Regions from separate parts of the Mus musculus genome. Here region 2 is linked to region 1. The links are chromatin contacts, found by Hi-C or POLR2A ChIA-PET in ENCODE. All regions are on one chromosome and are shown on one strand. Each heading gives the region's core, a stretch centred on a gene start or an enhancer-like site at or near the end of the contact. The rest is flanking DNA. Distances are from core to core; before and after follow the strand shown.

The links. A loop is a pair of places that touch in the nucleus more often than their neighbours do. ChIA-PET counts read pairs that join two places held with the same protein, here RNA polymerase II (POLR2A).
Region 2: POLR2A ChIA-PET joins it to region 1 with 12 read pairs in embryonic stem cell. The contact joins the enhancer-like site here to the promoter of Ndufaf8 in region 1. A Hi-C loop is called at or near these places in 1 of 37 maps with a recorded cell type or tissue (T-helper 1 cell). POLR2A ChIA-PET finds 5 or more read pairs at or near these places in 3 of 5 experiments (all embryonic stem cell).

The regions. Positions count from the first base shown.
Region 1 is chr11:120,097,561-120,100,501 of GRCm38, reverse strand. Ndufaf8 (NADH:ubiquinone oxidoreductase complex assembly factor 8) reads right to left here and starts at 1,568. Exons shown (of 3, transcript NM_001110242.1): 1 at 1,437-1,568; 2 at 1,244-1,354; 3 at 78-328. The coding sequence starts at 1,520. The coding sequence ends at 299. It overlaps Tepsin (TEPSIN, adaptor related protein complex 4 accessory protein), which reads left to right and starts at 1,771. Exons shown (of 13, transcript NM_183137.2): 1 at 1,771-1,876; 2 at 2,921-2,941. The coding sequence starts at 1,829.
Region 2 is chr11:120,167,904-120,171,027 of GRCm38, reverse strand. No RefSeq gene overlaps it. Among named protein-coding and RNA genes, the nearest start is that of Gm39486, 4.0 kb to the right of the region's middle. Within about 2 kb of position 1,554, at least 2 of the 3 ENCODE cell types and tissues checked have a DNase peak (open chromatin) inside an H3K27ac peak, as active enhancers do.

The DNA.
Region 1 (2,941 bases), core at 319-2,818:
CTATGGTCCAGACCTGCCACCTTTGTGGGGTGGGGGTGCAGGTGTCCTCTGAATACATTGTCCTTGGGAGAGACCAGTTCCTTATACCATGCTTTATATATAAAAGTCTGAAACTATACAAAATTAAATCATCTTCATGTTACATCTCAACCAAATCCAGATCCTCATGTACACACTGCCGGGAAACAGCCCTGCCCTGCCTGCCCATGGTTCAGGGTGGGAGGAACCATTACACAGCAGGAACTCTGCTGCCCATATGCGTGCTGTCAGGACAGGGCCTCCACGCCCACCGCTCTTCCTAGGAGCCTCCCATCATGGTCTTCTTGGCCTGGAAGAGAAAGCATTTTGTTTCAGTGACTTATTTCCAGTTTAGATATGGCTTAAAGCAAGACATCTACCACATCAAATGCCACCTTATCCCAACCACGCTAAAGAACTGAGATGCTAGTGTGTCTCGGGGGGTCCCAGCCTGGGCTCACCTACAGAGGACGCCTGGCCCCTGTGACTGAGAGTTTCTGTTATGAGATGGGCAGGGATGGAGGGGGAACCACAGGGGGGTGCCTTTATCTGGTCCAGGCAAAGCAGCAGATGGAGTCACACAATTCTGGTCAGCCACAGAGAGGGTGGCAGGGACAGCAGAAACTCTGAGCATTAGGAGTGTGTTTAGGGTTTCAATGACAGCTGCTGGCCACCAACCACAAGAGTAAAGGCTTGTGTCAAGTTAGAAGGAACAAGAAAAGCGCAACACCTGACGACTGAACAGCCTCTGCCGGGAAACCAAAGGCTGTATGTAGGTGAGGCTGGGCTGTAGTCAACTCAAACACTGCTCCTCATTCCCGCCGAGGCTACTGTGGACCTGCTTCTGATGCAGTGTGTCTGTCACCCTGGGTTCTTAACCACCGACCCTAGCTCTAGTGGAGGGGTCATGGGCAAAAAGGCCAGGATCAAGAACCCAAGCGGCTCTCAGCATCGCTTCCGTGCTGCAGGGAGAACCTGCTGCGGACCTTGCACTTTACTCCTCGGGGACAGGGTGCGTCAGGGGTGCGTGCCTAGCAGGACACTGCCCTGGCATCTAGCAGGAATTGCTGGGAGAAACCAAGTGGAGCTGGGGTCGGTCTCATCGGGTTGCCCATCGGCAAGACGCCAACAGCTAACTGGAGGCCCTGTCCCCTTGTCACTGGAGTTGCTTGGCGGAAAAGAGGACGCCAGACAGAGATGACGTAGCAGGGACACGCCCACCTACCGCGGCGGCGAAGCAGCTCCGCAGGGCCTCGAACTCGCGAACGCAGAGGTCCTTACTCAGGCGGCCTCCTGGGGCGGTGGACGCCTGCACGCACTTGCCATAAGCCGAGGCCTGAGGGAAGACGGGACAGTACAGGGACCTGACCCGAGTCGCCACCCATCCCGCTTCCGCTTCCGCTCCGTTCGCTCCGTACCTCAGCTCCACAGGCCGCCAGATGCTCGGGGAAGGCTCGGAAACGGCTCCGCACACGCCCCCACACCGCTCCGTTCACAGACATGAGCGGTCCTTTTAGGCTCTCGAGGGCGCCGCCATCTTGGGCCCTGCCTCTTCCGGAGTCGAACGCGTGAACATCCGGACTCTCCGCCTATCCTATTTTCTGGTTGGTCAGAGTCACAGTCCTGTGCTTCTGTAATTGGTCGCCGTTCTTGTCCGTCTCTTGCTGAGACTTTGGATTGGCTGAGACGCAGATGTTCCCGCCTTCGTGCCCGCCCCTTGCGAGCGATTGGTCGGGGGAGCGAGAGGAGCGCGACGATTGGAGGATCGAAGCCTGGCGGAAGCGGGGCAGTTTGGGAGGTTACCTGGACCATGGCAGCTGTGCCGCCCCTGCGGGACCGCTTGAGCTTCTTGCATAGGGTGAGTGAAACTCGCCGGGTGTGCTGACCTCCGGCGCCCGGGAACCTCGCTAGATTAGCGGGGACAGACACTGTCCAGCAGCTGCCGAGAATGAGTGTGCCTGCCGTGATAGCAGAAGGTTAACCCCAAGGGCGGCGGGCGATCTCCAGCGGGGCCCATCGGCTCTCCCCAGGCTTCATTTCAGAAGATCCTGGAAGCTCGTACATCTCTGGGGGACAGGGGGCATCTGGAAGGCCATAGCCACGGGGTGGCGAGAGCGGAGCCTGCTGCCAGCTGTTGACTGCAATAAATTGATTGCCTTGAGCTTTCTGACTGGATCTTGAGGGCACTGAGTGGCCCCAGGGACCCTTCTTAGGCTTTTAAGAGTCCCTGCTACAAGAGATCAGATCACTCAAGTCTGGGACAAGATCTGAAGTACTGAACTGTGCAGCTCCCTCCCTACAGATCCCCTTGAAGGCACTGTAGACAAATAGCACGGTGAAGACATACTTGTCTTAAATGTTCCTAAACCTCGCCCTCTCATCCAGATACTGATGGATGAGATGAGGTGTTCCCAGATTTCAACCAAGTAAACACCATAGGCTTGCAGGGACACGCAAGGAAGTAAGTAAGCAAGCACAACCAAGCTGATTCATGACTCAATAAGATGGAAGTTTGCTATCTTCAAGGAACCTTAAAGTCCCCAAGCTGAGCGGTTCTCACTCTTTGGGTCTGTACCCAGTAGTCTCACCCATCCAATGCACAGAAAGCCCTGAGATTCTTTCTGTTGCTGTTACTTAGTGTAGGAGGCAGGGGCTGAACCTCATCTTGACCTCGTTAGAGAACCTTTGTTGATTTTCCTCTTTCCCGGGTCACTCCTCCATGCCAGAGCAGAGCCTGTTTGCAGCTCTGCTTTGTGGCCCTTAGGGTGACTGTGGCCCTGCCCAGACTCTCTCCTGGGCAGTTTTAGCCCCAGTCAGCATGAGGCTTGCTTCCATTCCCTTCAGTGGCTGGGACCTACCCTGTCTAAGATGGCAGCTCACCATGGCCCTCATTCCCCTACAGCTCCCCATCCTGTTGAAGGGG
Region 2 (3,124 bases), core at 305-2,804, 71 kb before region 1:
ATCCAACTCCCAACATGGTCACACTCGGTCTCCATCTCTTCCCCCAGGAAAAGAACACAAAACTTCAGCCTGTCCATTGTCCCACCACACCACACCTTCTCCTGGAAAGTGGATCAGAGTCCTGGGGTGGAGACAGACCAGGTTTCTTGGAGGCTTCACCTGCTCATCCTTTTCACCCCCAGCACTGGGCAGAGGAGCTAGAGACTGCAGGGAGTCTCCTTTTCTGCCCAGTCTCTTTGCTACGCTTTTCCATTTGAGGAGGGAGGACCTTGGAGTCAGAACCAACAAATGCTGAAGATAGGGGCCTGAGTGGGGACCTGGCCTGCCCCAGGCAGCAGGATCAACAGTGACGCCTGGACAGGGATCCTGCAGCTGAGGCTCGAAATCCAGGGACCACAAAGTCCACTTGGGTCTGTGGACCCATGGAGGGAACGTGAAGTTCCCTTTGGACCAAGGGATGGAGAGGGACCATGGGGGTGGCTGTGAGGTATCTAAGTGGTCAGGTCATACTGTAGGAAGCACCCCAGCCAGGAGCATCCGGGACAGACCCTGGGTGAAGTATAGGGAACTTGGCTCCCATTACCCACGACTCTGCTTGTCATGGGAGAGCACAGGCATCCACAGCACCCAGGCAGTTGTATGACTTGGCACTGGCGTCCATGGTTTCCAAAAAGGCTCATGTATCTCCTCTAGTTCTGGTGAACTTCCTCGGGTCCTGCGGGTTTTCCTGCGGCTGTACTCACTGTCCCTAAAGTCTTGGCTTCCTGTCCTCAAGGGTCTGCAGCTATCTGTGCCCTGCCAGTCCAGAATGCCTTACTGTGTGGCACAGGCTAGAGGGTTCCCATCCCTCTCAGCAAGGAGTCCAGGTTGGCAGGCACGTGGACTGCCTCCCCTGAAGAGTTGCCAAAGAGCCCTTCCACTCAGACCTTGAAGGAGGTGACACAATTGGAATCTAAACCATCCTACACTCCCCCCAATCCCCTATGTCTCTAGGGGACACCATGAATAACAGTAACCCCTGCCTGCATCCCCATCCTCTCCAGAAAGTAGACACCTGCCTCCAGGGATGGAGCTGTCCGTTCTCCATCCCACAATCTGCCTACAAGTGTCCCGGGTGCCCCACACGCTCTCTCCAGGAAAACAAGGAAGCAGAGGTGTAACCCAGCTCAGCTGCAAAGCACTCTCCTCAGAAGAGGTCGATCAACCTGACACTCAGGACTGACACTCAGGACTGACAACCAGCTTTCTTAGAATGACTGTGGCTCTCCTCACACTCTAACATAGTCAGAGCATGCGTGGAGGCTTCTGGGTCAGAAGTAACTCCACTTCTGTGATTATACAGGGATGGAGCCACGCTGTACGGGTGGGAAGGAGAAAGGCTTTTTCTTGTTTGTATGAAGAGCTTGATCCAAACAAGGTGCCCAGACAGCTTTTCCGACTGACTGCTTCCTGATCTGGCTGTCAATCACAGTATCCTAGCCCACCGGCCCAGTGTGACCAATCAGAACCGACTATGCTTGATTCCTGAGCCAATTAGCCTTCCTGTCAGAGACTGGGATGGCCAGCAGAGGGCACCATTGGCGGGTGGGTCCAAGTTTGGGGGGCTGCCGAGATAAGGTCACTTAGCTCGGAGCCCTTGACTCTCCATTACCTGAGTTCATTGCCTGCCTCCTTTTCTGCCTAGCGGGGTGTTAGGTTTCGGGGGGTCGTGCCTAAGGACGCACCCTCCTCCTCCTCCTCCCGGCATAGGTGAGGCCCGCTGCCCACAGTGACTGCCTACACCGAGGATTTGGCCTGGCGCAGTGGTTCTGAGTGTGGCCCCTATGGTTTAGTGTCACCCAAATCCTGTTAGTACAGGCTCCAGTCTGATCCCCAGACAAATTTGAAACGATGTTGGGAGACAGGTGGGGGCCCTTAAAGGTGCTCCTCTAAGGAGCTGAGACTGCTAGGGCCGCACAAACCAGACAGAAGAACCGGCATGCCTAGCTGGTAAGAATTCTTTACATCAACTGGAAGAGAAACTAAGACAGAAATTATGGTGGTACAGTATTTCATGGCAGGAGCGTGTGATGCAGGAGGCCTGTTCACATGTATGGAAGTATTATAAAGTCAGAAAAAAAAAACCCCACGTGGATCCATGTACAATGCCGTGGAAGATAGCCAAGTGACTTAGGCCTGGCATTTGCAGGCTTCTGATTGCAGCTACTGGGGGGGGGGGGGGGACTGAAGCCGAAGGATCAAAACTCAAGGCCTGCCTCAGCTACAGGGAGGAGTTCAAGCTCAGTTTGGGCAATTTTGAGAGACCTTGTCTGGAAACGGAAGGTAAAGAGAGAGCAGGGGCAGAGCTCGGTGGTAACCTAGCACCCAGGATGCCCTGGGTTTGGTCATAGGACTGGAAGAAGAGAGTAAAGTCAAAATCAAACAGCAGGTTGCCAGTGGCAGGTGAGTTGGTCCCGACCCGTTTAAGGATGCCTACTATTCCTGCCTTTGCAGAGAGAATGGCTCGGTGCTGGATCACCCACCCTTCCCAGAGCTCCGGTTCCGTTTTATGTTCCATTGTGCTAACAGACACACTCACTCTGTGTGTATATAGATTTATATATATATAATTAAAAATAATAGTATTTTCTAGAAAGCGTGACCCTGATCTGCAGTCAGGGGCGGGTGGGTGGGGCCTCTGAGTGACAGCAGTAGGAGGCCGGCTGTAGGGAGGAGAGTCCAAGGCCGAAGAAGCCTTCAGCAGGAGAGGAAGGCGGGAGGAGAGAGAGGATGTGTTAAGTTCAAGGTTGGGTAGTTAGAGGCAGATTTCTGTCCTCCTTTCCTTCCTTGGGAGGTGAATCAGGGTCCAGGACCCACCTTCCGGAGCTTGGCCCCGCCTGCTGCTGCGGCCTTGGGATTGTTAAGCAAATTGCCTGGTGGGGCCCTGGGCCCGGCTAATTCCAGTGTCTTAATGAGCGGGAAGATGAGGTTTTATTCATCACTGGGGCTGTAAAAATTGCAGTAAAGTGGCCCACTTTATAAAGAAAAAATCAATCGCAAAAAGAAAACAGGAGTATGTAAATGGACGGGGTGACAAAAAGCGGGCCAATTACCCCCAAAATGAGCCGCAGTTATGGCTCCATTA